4 separate regions of the Homo sapiens genome follow, and regions 2, 3 and 4 are each linked to region 1. A link is a contact called in ENCODE Hi-C data. All regions are on one chromosome and are shown on one strand. The core of a region is the stretch at or near the end of the contact, and the rest is flanking DNA. Distances in the headings are between cores, read along the strand shown. Region 1 holds the start of DNAJC19 (DnaJ heat shock protein family (Hsp40) member C19). Region 2 overlaps PEX5L (peroxisomal biogenesis factor 5 like). Region 3 holds the start of DCUN1D1 (defective in cullin neddylation 1 domain containing 1). Region 4 overlaps PEX5L (peroxisomal biogenesis factor 5 like).

The links. A loop is a pair of places that touch in the nucleus more often than their neighbours do. Pooled maps may share reads with other maps.
Region 2: a pooled map shows a loop between it and region 1 (11-fold over the local background). The contact joins the enhancer-like site here to the promoter of DNAJC19 in region 1. A Hi-C loop is called at or near these places in 3 of 50 pooled maps.
Region 3: a map of dorsolateral prefrontal cortex shows a loop between it and region 1 (16-fold over the local background). The contact joins the promoter of DCUN1D1 here to the promoter of DNAJC19 in region 1. A Hi-C loop is called at or near these places in 3 of 168 maps with a recorded cell type or tissue (CD4-positive, alpha-beta T cell, CD8-positive, alpha-beta T cell and dorsolateral prefrontal cortex) and 6 of 50 pooled maps.
Region 4: a pooled map shows a loop between it and region 1 (2.8-fold over the local background). The contact joins the enhancer-like site here to the promoter of DNAJC19 in region 1. A Hi-C loop is called at or near these places in 4 of 37 single-sample maps with no recorded cell type and 4 of 50 pooled maps.

Annotation. Positions count from the first base shown.
Region 1 is chr3:180,988,351-180,991,832 of GRCh38, reverse strand. DNAJC19 (DnaJ heat shock protein family (Hsp40) member C19) reads left to right here and starts at 2,097. Exons shown (of 6, transcript NM_145261.4): 1 at 2,097-2,233. The coding sequence starts at 2,231.
Region 2 is chr3:179,810,030-179,813,420 of GRCh38, reverse strand. It overlaps PEX5L (peroxisomal biogenesis factor 5 like), which reads left to right. Exons shown (of 15, transcript NM_016559.3): 11 at 1,550-1,620. Among named protein-coding and RNA genes, the nearest start is that of PEX5L-AS2, 86 kb to the left of the region's middle. RefSeq lists an enhancer at 1,760-1,809. Within about 2 kb of position 1,905, at least 3 of the 41 ENCODE cell types and tissues checked have a DNase peak (open chromatin) inside an H3K27ac peak, as active enhancers do.
Region 3 is chr3:182,979,144-182,982,421 of GRCh38, reverse strand. DCUN1D1 (defective in cullin neddylation 1 domain containing 1) reads left to right here and starts at 1,884. Exons shown (of 7, transcript NM_020640.4): 1 at 1,884-1,935. The coding sequence starts at 1,933. It overlaps LOC105374246 (a long non-coding RNA gene), which reads right to left and starts at 1,615. Exons shown (of 2, transcript XR_924771.2): 1 at 935-1,615. RefSeq lists silencers at 1,596-2,035, 2,096-2,215.
Region 4 is chr3:179,959,669-179,963,111 of GRCh38, reverse strand. The region is part of intron 2 of PEX5L (peroxisomal biogenesis factor 5 like); the gene reads left to right. The region is part of intron 1 of LOC124909463 (a long non-coding RNA gene); the gene reads right to left. Among named protein-coding and RNA genes, the nearest start is that of PEX5L-AS2, 63 kb to the right of the region's middle. RefSeq lists a silencer at 1,149-1,198. Within about 2 kb of position 1,516, at least 2 of the 41 ENCODE cell types and tissues checked have a DNase peak (open chromatin) inside an H3K27ac peak, as active enhancers do.

The DNA.
Region 1 (3,482 bases), core at 848-3,347:
TTACCTGATTTAAAAATTTGGGATGAGAAACTAAGAAGATGTGCTTGAGTCCTTTCTCATTCTTTTGTCCCTACCCCCTCTTTTGTCTTTTATTACTTTCTATAGTAAACTAAATAATGTGTTCCAAAGATTTCAGGTCCTAATACTTGGAACCTGTGAATGTTACCTTATATGGCAAAGTGTTGGAAACTATGATTAAGTTAAGGATCTTAAGAAGGGGAGATTATCCTGGATTATCTGGGTAGCTGGTAAATGCAATTACATATATCCTTTAAGAGGAAACCAGAAGGAGATTTTACAAACAGAAGAGAAGGACAATGTGAAGATGGAAAAGTTGGAGCAGAGTGAGATTTCAAGATGCTGGCTTACAAGACTGCAGTGATTCAGTCACAAGTCAAGGAATGCTGGCAGTCACCAGAAGCTAGAAGAAATGAGGAATGATTATCCATTCATCAGTCAGTGGACATTTAAAAAGATTACTTTTCAAGGCTGTTTCTAGGATCTTGGCAGGTAGGTAAGAGGCAACCAGACTTAAGATTCATGAGTGAGGTATCATGAGAATGAGGAAGGCTTCTACACTCCAATTTGCACTCTGGCTTCCCTCATAATAATAGCCCCACACTGAGTGATGACCATAAGCAGAACACAATATGTGCATAATCTCTACGTTCACAAAAACTCGGCAAGGTAGTTATCATTACCTTCATTTTACAAATGAGGAAGAAACTCAATCAGAAATAACTTTTCCAAGTCACAGTATTAGTAAGTGACAGAGCCAGGTTACCTCCAGTTTGATCTGCCACCAAAAAAAGAGCTATCTCCAGCTCAACAAAATGTCTTGCTGTGTTGCTACTCCCAATTTCCTGAGTCTGGGTTTTGTAAAGTCTCAAAGCTAATTAGAGTCTACTGTAAATCTATTCCTCCAGAAACTGCATTACACAGTTTGTACATACCAAAAATATGCATAATAAATTTTTCCAGATAGCATTCTAGCTTGTTGATGCCAATTTGGTCCCAAGGTCTTATGCCTCACTTGATTATTTATTTTGTAATTGTTGGGTAAAAACCAGATAAAAGAGAGGCAAAAGAGGAAGTTATAAACTTAATGCTAGTGTCTTAGTGCTGGATGTCACCTTAAATCATGTGTTGACAATAAATTACATCACAAAAACCTTAGCGCTAGAAGAGCTCTTGGATTATCAAATGCAAACTGCTTTTACAGATGAGGAAAACAAACCCAAAAATTTTGCATATTTGTTTAATAACTAACAAACTCATCAAAGCAGAATTGCATTGCAATGTAAACGGATATTTAACACTGTAAATTCTGAGTGGGAAGTAACTCCAAACTTATTTTGATCATGCAAACGTTGCATTGTAAAATTCCATTATTGTCTCCATTATTTTTTTCTTCTCAAGCATTTATGTAGGGATGTATGAAACTGATGTCCACGTAAGGGCAAAATCCAGCCCTACTTTTTATTTTGGGTGAGGAGGAAAACTTTTAAATAGCCCTTTTCAGTTGTAGGATCTTGACATTCCATGTTCAGAATATGAACTGTCTTTAATCCCATTCTACAAAACGAAAACCCAAATATTCACAAAGTCTTGTCAAGTCACATCCTTAAATGAAGTTCTTTTACATTAAAAAATGCTACCGAGCAATCCCTGAAACACAGTGTGGTTGGTTTCATTTGTTTTTCTGGGCATCTCGTTTCCTACACTGGGTTACAACATATTTGTTTGGGTTCGTGGTGGAAATGTCACAGCATGTTTAACTACATTCATTACCCTTGACAATTATTAACATAAAATAAAGGCAAAACGAGGTGCTAAGATGTAGGGGGAAAAAATCGGTCTGAGTAAGGCTGCCCATGCCCTTCCCTGCAAGAATTTCCAAATACCCACCGCCCAGGAGCAAAGGACAGAAAACACAGAGAAGCCCCACCCCTACACCCAGAAATAAAGAGATCCGCCCACCCTTCAACCAACCCGAAGTCGCTTTCTCCGCTCTGTCCACTGCTTGAGCGACTTTCCTTCTCCTCCGCGTCCCCTTTTACGACAGTTTTCCGGCCTAGTTTGCGGCTGCTCCTGCCGTGTTGCGTAGGGCGCCTGTGCTTGAGGTTGGGGGTTGCGTCGCTCTCTGGTAAAGGCGTGCAGGTGTTGGCCGCGGCCTCTGAGCTGGGATGAGCCGTGCTCCCGGTGGAAGCAAGGGAGCCCAGCCGGAGCCATGGTGAGTGCGGCCTTCCGGTCTTCTTGGCGACCTCCGGCCCAGGCCTCAACCTCAGCTCCCCGCCTCGGAGGTGTGGAGTTGAAGTTGTGCTCCTTAGTGCGACTGCGGGCGGGAGGTTTCGGTTATTGGGGAGTCACACTCACCAGGACACAACCCTGTTGGCTCGCTCTCTTGGGGGTTTGTGTTTTTACATCGTCTTTCTGCACGGTTCTCCAGCTTCTTGTCCGCACGGGCTCTGCAGGTGTTGCTTGCCTGGAACTCCTGTAAGGTCAGAGGCTGTCATGGACTCGGAGATTAGTGGAAACGTATTTGATTATAAGTGCCCTTGCCCTAACACATCTTCACAGCACTAGCTCCACTTTGCTATGTCCTTCTCTTTGGCTTTTGCTGACAGATGTCTTCTCCATGCTTCCTGAACATATTTGGGCCTGTCTTGTTAGGAAACAACAGGGCAGTGCCAAAGGTATTAGTCTCCTAGTTTAGCCCACGTTTAGCCTCGAAAATGCGTTGTTAGAATTTTACAGGAGCCGTCTGTAAACAGTTTTTCCTTCTGTAGCAGAAACCTTATTTCCACATTTTTTTTTTTTTTTTTGAGACAGAGTCTTGCTCGGTCGCCTAGGCTGGAGTGCAGTGGCACAATCTTGGCTCACTACAAGCTCCGCCTCCCGGGTTCGCCATTCTCCTGCCTCAGCCTCCCAAGTAGCTGGGATTACAGGCGCCCACCACCACGCCCAGCTAATTTTTTTTTTTTTTGTATTTTTAGTAGAGACGGGGTTTCACCATGGTAGCCAGGATGGTCTCGATCTCCCGACCTAGTGATACGCCCGCCTCGCCTCCCAAAATGCTGGAATTACAGGCGTGAGCCACCGCGCCTGGCCTATTTCCACTACTTTTGATTGAACTTTAATGTGACTTAATTTGTCTGGTGATGAAAGAAGTTTTCAAAGGGAGGGAATCATCTTTTTCACTATTGTAAAGATAAATAAGCAAGTCGAACTTGCCCTCTTTCCCATATGATGAATCCTGTAACTTTAATGCATTCAGCATAACAGATGCAGTAGTTTTAAAGATTACTGGACAGAATATTTCCGCCTTAAAAGTTGTTTCTCTGCCAGGCATGGTGGCTTATGCCTATAATCTTAGCACTTTGGGAGGCCAAGGTGGGAGGATTGCTTGAGGCCAGGAGTTCAAGACCAGCCTAAGCAACATAGCAAGACTCCGTCTCTTAAAAAAAAAAAAAAAAAAAGAA
Region 2 (3,391 bases), core at 656-3,155, 1.2 Mb after region 1:
ATCTTACATAAATGCTATGTATTTTACAAGGCGTTTTCAAATATATTACATTATTTGACACAACAGCCCTGGAAGATTTTTTTAAGGACATATTACGATCTCAGATTCATAAATAAGAAAATGAGGGCCTGTGGTAACTAACAAATTCCAGACAAGGACCCAGGGCTTCTGAACCTATGGAGACCTCAAAGTTAAAGTAATAACACTGCAGACAGTGAAAATGACACCATGGCCAAAGGCTAGAAAAACGTCCCCAGAGAAAGACTATTTCATCAATCTTTTCTTAAGAAGCATTCTAAGATATATGAAAGGTGAAATCAAAATAGAGGTTGCTGTCTGTATGTTTAAGAGATTTAAAAGAATCAAGGATATTTGGAGGGAGGAATAATCAGTATTTTTATGAGTTTATAAGGTATATGTAATTATAACCCATGAGAGGAAAAGCCAAAACCATTCAAATGGCACTTTAAGATAACTGTGCTTTCATAGAGTTTTGTTTTAAAACGGTATAATCTAAAATGATGTTTGGGGAGTGTGTAAGAGTCTTTGGGGAGTGTGTAACTCTCCCAGCCTTGGGAAGGAGAGTTACACACTCCCCAAACATTTTTAAACCTTAAGACCCTAATATACCTCCACCCCCAGCAAATTTGAAGACAATGTGTGTAATGAGAGGTTTCTGCTTGTGTGTATTACTCTTATAACAGTGTGAGAGTTATTGTTCTTATGAGTATACAGAGAAAAATTTGCTGTGTTAAAAACTTTAATTCTAGATATAAAAACATAAGCTATCTGCTTGAAGATGTTCTTCATATTATTTACAATAGCAAACAATTGCAACCAACTTAAAGCAATAAGGGAATTGTTGAGTAAATAATGGAATAGCCATTCAACAAAATCCAAATTAAAAATTACAAGGATTTTGTAAAAACATGAAAAAGGGCTTAAGGTACGATGAAATGTATAAATGTAGACTATAAAATTATGTCTACATTATGATTGTGTTATATGTTTTGTGCATTTTAACAGTGATTACCTTAGAGGAATGAACACATCATGGGAGATTTTGTTTGTTTTGCTTTTCCTAGTTCCTAAATCTCCTGTGAATTCTTCTAGTAAGTGACTTTCATTCATACAAGCTAAGTTAATATTGTACATCTTGAGATTCCTTATTGTAAATTTCATTTAGCTACATTTCTGGGTTATATTTCCACCCCTTTTCCTCACAATCGTATAATTTTATATATTTATCCTTTGGTTTTAAGATACCTAATATAACGAAATCTCAGAAATTCAGAGGTTTCCATCGCACTGGGTTATAGGAAAGGATAAATACTGAACGAATTTGGAAATAATGACAGAGGATCTTGAGCCAGGTGTCACAAGAGAGTTTGAATGAAGAAATGCATACAATATTTTTCCCTTTTATATAGCGCTCACATATGAGACAGCTTGCTCTGCATAGGGGATCCATCACAGGTCAACAAACCAACTGAAGCACATGAGTAATTCTGCTTCATCTTGCAATGTTAACATCAGTTGTCTTTCGTAGGCATGGCAGTTCCTCGGGATAACCCAGGCGGAGAATGAAAATGAACAAGCAGCTATTGTCGCCCTCCAGAGGTAAAGGAAGCTAAGTGCAAAATCATGGGCCTGGTGGATACTTGTTAATGAACTTCCTGTTTCAGATTTGTCTTTTGATCTTTACTGAAGTACAGTGTAAAGAATTTGTAAAGGATAAGTGCTGAGATACCGCATATCACTCACACTTAGCTCTGAAAAACAACTTAGAATGAAGTCATGTTCCTAACAATGTCTTACTATCTACAAATCAATGGACATTCACTGGCACCAGAGAAAGCCTGTGTTAAACCCAGTCATAAAGTAGACTCATTGAATAAATAGTTCCTTTTAACGTTTTAGCCTTCTGAAACATCTGAAAATATTCTTCAAAAAAAATAAGTGGAGTACTGACTAATGGTCTGGATGACGTTGGAGCAGGAGGGATGGGAACAGTGGGTGTGTGTAATATTACACCCTACTTGACTAGAGCTCCTATTTAAACCCTGGAAAAGTAGCCTCTGCCAAATAGACTTCCACTTTCCCTACCTTTTATTTTGAGTGCCTTTAATATAGTGCTATAGGAAGAGAATATATATGTGTGCGTATACATATGCACACACACACACACACACACACACACACATACATTCCATATGTTATATGTATGGTGTTTATATGAATGTACATACATAATGTATGTGTATAAATCCTATAGCTTTGGAATATCAGATTGTAAGAATTCTAGACTCTTGCAATTCTAGGGCTTTACAATCTTGGAATCCTAGATTTCAAGATTCTGTTGGTATTTGATGAAGTAACGGTGCCTGGGGTGTGGCCCTGCGTTCAGAGCCTTTTCCTACAGATGAGAGAATTGGGGATCAGGAAAGGTCAAGGTCACACAGAGAGTATGTAACAGAGACAGAACTTGAACCCTCATCTCCCAACTCCACATCTGGAGCTCTGAGTCAGTGGTTCTTAACCCTGTATACACATGCACATTAGAATCGTTTGGAGGGGAAAAATAATGCCCAAGCACAGCCCAGAGATGATCATTTAATTGATCAGGGCTGGGAACCAAGCAGCAATAGTTTTAAAACTCCCAGGTGTTTGTAATGTGCATCCAGAATTAAGAACCTCTCTACCCAGTGCTGATAATCTGGGAGATTAGGCCCACCACAGAGTGGTATTATGTCCTGCCTAGGGCTTGCTCCTCAGAGTCTTATCCAGAGACCTCATCATCACCTGAGAACTTGTCAAACCTGCACAATCCCAGGCCCACCCCAGTAGACCTACTGGATGAGAATGAAGATTTTATAAGACACCCCAGATGATTCACATGCACTTCAGTTTGAAAATCCCTTGCTAGAGGCCAGTGGAATAGAATGAGGGGGAGTAGCTTTAGCCTGTGTCTCCTGTAAACCCACATCAGTAGTTCTGAAAACACAGGAATTTCCCTCTCCTTTGCAAAAGACTGTAAAATCTTTCATATCTAGATGTCTACATTCAAGTCAGTTCTCTTTGGGGATAATAGATATTTAATATATTGGTAGTAGAGGCCAGGTGTGGTGGCTTACACCTGTAATCCCAGCATTTTGGGAGGCTGAGACAGGCGGGTCACTTGAGGTCAGGAGTTTGAGACCAGCCTGGCCAACATGGAAACCCTGTCTCTACTAAAAATACAAAATTAGCTGGGTGTGGTGGGCATCTGTAATCCCAGCTATTCGGACGCTGAGGCAGGAAAATCGCTTGAGTCCAGGTGGCAGAGGTTGCAGTGAGCCAAGATCACACCACTGCACTCCAGCTTCAGTGACAGAGTGAGACTCTGTCTAAA
Region 3 (3,278 bases), core at 635-3,134, 2.0 Mb before region 1:
CCAGAATGAGTGTTTAGGCCTGTCACTTGGGGACTGGAAGTCAAGATTTGAGATTCCTCTTGATATGGGCAGTAGTTGACGTGGGAATGTGAGTGACAGCGTGACACAGGCTGTATACAGAAGGACGTTCAGGAATGGTCAGGAAAGCCTAAATTGAGTACAGCCAGCAAAGGAGAGTGGTCAGAGTAAAGAGGAGATGCAGGAGAAGGTGGAGTCATGGAAAATGAACAGGAAATTCAAGGAGGAAGTGTCCAAACGCAGGCGAGAGGTCAATTAGAATAACTAAGGCCTGTACCTTGGTAGAGCTTAGGAAAACCCACAAACGATTATTTCAATGGAGTAGAACAGATTGGAGTAAGAGATACAGTGAATCCTCCTCATTAACGCCCTAGGTGTTAATACTTTAGGTCAAAAGCTAGGTGAATTCCTGGAGAACCTCCGTGGATGTAGTCCAGTTTCAGGCTTGCTGCATGAGGCAGATCTGGCTTCTCCTTGCAGGACTATTTACCCAGAGCCCAGCAAGGAGCTTGGCACATTCACATGCATTCTTTAAATATTGGGGGAAAGAATGGATGAACGGTTTGTGGCCGCCAGAAACCTGCCTTGGTACAGCGCTGGGCGCTCCCAGTACATGGCTAGCTCCAGGAAGTTAGGAGGCCTTTGGGAGTTACCAAAGAAGTTCTGTTGTTTTGGTAAGAACAAATTCATTAGTTATAGGGTTGATCTGGTCGTTTAATGCCTGTGCTGGTGATGATGGTGATAACGGGTCTACTCAGGTGGGTCCTGTTCTGAAACGTAGGTAAGCTCTTGGTACAGTTTCAGATGTGACTTTCTGAGTGAGTTTGCTTTCTTAGCTGTTTTATTTCCTTCCTGTGTGAAGGTGTCTTATCTCTCCAACTGGATACTACATTTCTGAAGGGCAAGGACCACTTACTCCACAGGAGTCTTCTGTCCTCCTTGCAGCACGAATTTGTCCACTTGATCCTCAGCTCAGAATCCTAGTGCTCCTCAGCCTCAGTTGATTTAACGCCCAGGGCAGGTCACACCTGGACTGTCCGCCCTGCGTGACTAGACCCTCAGTGAAAAAATGTGTAGTTGCTTCCCGAAACTTATCCTGGGCGGGCCGAACTGAGGGGATACTGAGAGCTAGCAGTAGGCAGGCAACCTGGACTCCCGCAGCCCGGCCTTGGGTCTCAGTGCACCCCACCCCATCTCACTATAGGGTTACCCCAACTGTCTCCCAGTAGACAGGTCTGGGGAGAGCCTGGTCCTCACTAATGGAGTGACAGCCACCGCAGGGGGGGGACTAAGGTCTCCCCTGGGATGCCCACGCGAGGGAACTGATGTAGGTCTGATACTGAGATTGGGGGGAAAAAGAAGAAAACACGGGGCAGGGGGAGGTGTTTCCACTATCTTCTCCCTTTTTTTGATACTGATGGGGAGGGGAGGTCTGGGATGGATGAAGCTCCTCAACCATCCGTTTCAGCCGCCCCCAGCTGCTCAACTTATCCGCCGCCGCTCGTGCCCGCTTCCAGCCTGCGTAGACCCGGCCGTGGTCGTCCGGAAGGAACCGCGTAGGAAACGGAGGTGGGGTGTCCCCCGGCGCCCCCACCAGAGACCGCCCGGCGCGGCAGGAGGATGTCGGCGCGCGGAGGGCTTGCGTCGCCCGCCCCTCCCCCGCCGCGCCCCCCGCCCCCGCCCACTCCCCGGGGGACCCCCGCGCCCGGGGGAAGCCCCGCGCGGGGCGCCCTCCGCCTGCCTCCGTCCCTCCGCCTCCCCGAGGTCCGGGGCTGCCTCCTCGGGCCGCGCCGGGCCGCCCCGCACTGCGCATGAGCGGGAGCCGGGCAAGCCCGTGAGAGGAGCCGCCGCCGCCGCCGCCGTCCATTCGCTGCGGAGCCGGAGGAGGAGGGGAGAGGCCTGGAGGACACCAACATGGTGAGGCACTGCGGCCGCCCGCCCGCCCTGCCGGCTGGGGGCCGGCGCTGCCGCGCACCCCCGCCCCGGCCGCCCTCCGTCCCGCGGCGACCCTGCAGCCCCGAGCCTCGGCCCGCGGCCTCCGTCCCGCTCCCAGGCGGGGGCTCTCCTGCCTGCCTCTCCCTTCCTCCTTCGCCCCTTCCCGCCCGGGCGCAGCCGCTACGCGAGAGCCGAGGAGGCGGAGCGGAGCCGGGCCTAGTCGGGAGCCCCGGGGAGTTTGGGGCGCGGGGAGCGGCCCCGGTGCCCCTTGCCGGGGCCCGGCGCGGGTGGGGGAGGCGTTGGGGCGGGGGGAGGGGAGGGGGCAACGGCCTTGCCCCTGCCCCTCTGCCGGCTCCATTGTGTCTGGTCGGGGACTGGGGTCTGGGGTTCCGGGTGAGTAGCCTCCCCCCGCCCCGAAGCCGGGGCTTCCCTCTCCGCCCGGCCGGGGAGAAGGAAAGACTTTCCCGGCGCGCCTCTCCCTCCTCCGCTCCCGGCTCCAATACCCCGCAAGTCTCCCAGGCAGTTTTGCTTGGGGCGGGGTATCAGCCCTTTTCCTTTCTCCATCACCTCTCGAGGCGTCCCATGCTTTTGGAGAAGGAGAGTTTCCCCGGCCAGTTGGTGGAGGTTATATTTACCTCTCTACTGAAAACATGGGAGACTGCTGAGCTTGGGGGAGGGGGTACGGAAGTGCAACCTGTTCTCATTTCATAAAATTAGGGAACACAGACTAGCGAGCGCCCTTTCGAGCACCTATTTTATTTGCTTGGGGGTGGGAGGAGTAATTGCTTTATTATAGTAGTTAAGGGCCATTTGTGATTTTTTTTAAAACAGTTTGTCAAGTTACTCTCCTTTTTTGTTTGGGGGGGGGAAAAAGTCCTCTCCAGGCTTGCAGACCCTTGTGGTCGAGTTGTTTACTTTGGTAATTAAGTACCTGACTCTGCTGGACGCTCTTCGCGTTTCAGAAGCGCTGTTTGGCATTGTACAGTCTGAGCGTGAGTTGAATTCCGTGCAGGTTACTGTATGAATAGTAAAAATGATATTGTTGTCCTTTGCTCGTGGGGAACATAAAGGCCTCTTTGAGGAGGGTGTGTGTGCGCGCCTGTGTTAAGGGAATGCTCCAGTGTCTTTGTTTTTAGTTGGTCTTATTTTTGCTGAATGACACTTCTAGTCCCATCCTCCAGCTTGGCAGTATTTTGTTGTCATGTATGGATATATGGTTTAGTCTGACACATATTTAACACTTATGTTCTGTGGCAAGTTGTGTAGGAATTTACAGTTTGAATTGGTAAGAAAACTTTAAAGTGCAGGTTAATGTATAGATTAGT
Region 4 (3,443 bases), core at 267-2,766, 1.0 Mb after region 1:
CCAAGAGAGACATCATGAGTCACCATCTCAAGTTCAACAAATATCTGAAATGCTATCAGGTATCTTTACTTTAAGATATTAATATTCAGCCTATGTTCATTACATGCAGCATAAAAGAAAAATACTAGACTTTCAAGCTGGAAAAATGTATTGCTGTTAAGTCATTTTCAAATAGCCCATGTTTTCTTTCTTTTTAATCTAATAGGGAGAAGTGCTGGCACAATGTTTAGTCAGTGAGAAAACAAATGCATAATTGAAATGACATGAGCTGACAGGTTGAGTGTAAAAATGATGTTATATATGAAAGTAACAGTCAGAGACAGTAGTACTTAAAATTAGACTCAGCCATTTGGTAGAGAAATTGAAAAGAAACCTATTCAGCCTTTTATTGTGGAAGGAGTGTTGCCGTACTTATTTATTTTTGCTGTTGATTTTTAAGTAGGTTCATCTGATCAAAATAAGAACTGTAAATATTAGATCTGGAAGGAATTTCAGAAGATAATCTAATCCAGTGGATTAAAAAATTAAAAATTCCATCCCATGGAACCCATTTCTAGTCACCTTAATAGGGGAAGGAGTGTGTATGATTATGGTGATAGCACTTAAGGAACAACTTAGGTGTATAGATAAACTTTGATGAAAAGATATTGTTCTAAGAAGCTTAATCATATTACTTGTTATAATCAAAATAAGTTAAGCAAGTCTTGGAGTAAAAAGGTAACTTGACTGGGTTCACCAGGTTACTTCACATCACAGGCAATATTTGAACTTGGGATCTGCAGCCTCTAGTCTTGAGTTCATTCAGCCACTCCTGTAACTGCCTTTCTAAATTATGATACTTCCTCTCCTTTCTTCCAAATGTCCCATGTTGGTAAGATAAGCATAGTAATCAAACCAGAATAGTCATTTGAGAAAAGTGTGTATTTCAAGTGCACAGCTAAAAGTCTATTTGTCTGATAGATTTTTATAAAAAGATGTTTATATTAGATACCTCCTAACTCTTCATAAAATGGTTCTCACAAACTTTGTGACATCTTCCCAGTATCCATCAGGGTATAGATATTAAAGATTTTTAAAGTAAACTTTGAAATCTCCTAAACTACTCTGGGATTAACAAAGTGTTTCCTCCCTGTTGACACAGATGGTTTTTCTACAGCTCATCTCTCAGGGCCTCTCCACCTGGTTCAGTTTATCATCTCCCCCTCAACTGGCCATGGTGATTGTGAACCGTATCGACAGTTCAGCTTTCAGGCCCATCCGTTTTGAAGTCAGCTGCCAGTGCTTTTGTCTAATGAACCATGCAGGTGAACTCGGTGATTACTGATTGAATCAGCGTCTATTGTCAGAAGGGCTTTGAAAACCAGTTGTGAGTGGAAATATTTGTCCCTCAATGATTTATGTTATAAATTCAATTTTATCACTTATAATAAAAATGACAAAGGATCAGGAAGACCATACAAAATATTTTTCTTATTTTCATATTTAAACAACAGGGAGAGTTTACAGAGTAAAGTTCCCTTTTTCTCTTCGACTTTGGACTGAGATGCCCACGCTCTGCCATTGCCCCGACCTTGTCATTCTGTGGTTGCGCTTTTACTTCTCTCCATCCAGACTTTACAGTGCATGTCTTTTCTTCTCTGCTCAGCACCACTCTCTGATCCCTGCCTCTGGAACGTGTCTCTTATTCTGACACTGCATATATAAGGTTTGACAGAAATGCAGTTCTTGCAAACCTGTTTTTTTTTTTATGCTCCATTGCTTTCTTCCTTTTCTCCAAAACAACTCTAGAATTCTGTCATTTCCATTTTTGGTTTAATTTTTCACATGGTTTACCCCCAGTTGAAATGGGTACCACTTCCTTCCTGTCTTGTGATCTAGGAAACACACACACACACACACACACACACACATACACATACACAAGTGATCATTCAATACAATTGTTATTTATTCCTCATCGTATTTTTTGGCCAAATGATCTCATTCTTGAAATATATGAATAAGTAACTTATTAAAGAAATGGAAATGGTGAGAGAATGTACCATCCAGGCTTTGTGCTGGATGTTCTGAATAGAAAAAACATTCATTCATCACTTTGTTTTCTAACAAAATTATCTCATTTGTATAATTTGTGAATAATTAACTAATTTTGTTGTAGAAAAACACTAAGCATAGAAGTTGTTTTCTTCCAGTCAAGGGTTGTTCAGTTATCACTTCCCTGCATTCTCAGCTTCTCTCTTTAAACTTTAAATGTGTCCCCAAAATTGACACATGAAATTTTATGAACTATTGGAGTAGTCCCTGAAAAAAATGAGCTATGTTGCATAAGTTGATGGATTTCATTAATCAAATCATTTACTACAAGATAAAACATATTGAGCTCATAAACAGGTTAGATATTGTTAAATTTTTAAGCTAAAAATGTAAAACCTTGTAAACTTTGCATTTTTTAAAAAAGGAAGCAACTTGTTTTTGTCTAGATGAATGAGCCATTTTAATTTTGCATCCAGACTCCAAGGAACTTGAGTTAAAATCATACCCTTGGATCAGGACTTTTATGAACAACAGTAGCAATACCCCATGGACCCCAACACTGCTTAGCTTACTGGTGAGCACCCAATACATAGTGAGAACTAATGTTTCCCACTGTCTCCCAAATAAAATGCAAACTCCTCCACTGGGCTTGCAGGCTGTCCATTGTCATCCAGCCCCTAACTACCTCATTGTGCTTATCTAATGCCCCCTCAACTTCATGCCCCATTCATACTGAACACCTTGAAGCATCGAGTGTTTGATGTTCTTCCTCCCTTCACACTTTGCTCTTGCTCTTCCTTCTGCCTATGTGTAAGAATATAACATATATCACAAATATTTTGGCATATCTGCTAGAAGTAGAGGATATAGATTGCAAGGAAGGAGACCTCCTCATAGTTCTGACCAAGGCTGGCCCCTTGGAGAATCCAAATGGTAAGAGAACAAAGAGGGAAAGAGCAAGTCCCCCTAGGTTCTGTAGATGGACAGACTTCTTCAGCTTTACAAATATAAGGGAGAAATGAGAAAAAAAATAAGCAAAACATAAAGCCTGCTCTTGAAAAGAAGAGGCAGAAAATGGAGAAACAGAAAAATCTGAGACTCTATTACTTGGAGAAATTTATTATGTAAACAATTTTGCTATATATATTCTAGGCATAGTTTTGGAGGAAAACACATAGTTACACTGAGTACAGTAATACCTGCTATAGTTCTAAAAAATAATTTGTCCTTATTCTGCTCTGCTGCCACAGTGGTTCTTCCCATGTGGTGAGTGAGAAGGAACAGTGGAGAAACAGCAGAGCCAGGTCAGGGAATGCTGGTGACATTTAGCCTCAGTGTTCGGGGTGAGAGAACTAAATAGGGAATCATATTTTTTTGATACTGATCCTGAGAGAAGCTATATGAAAAAA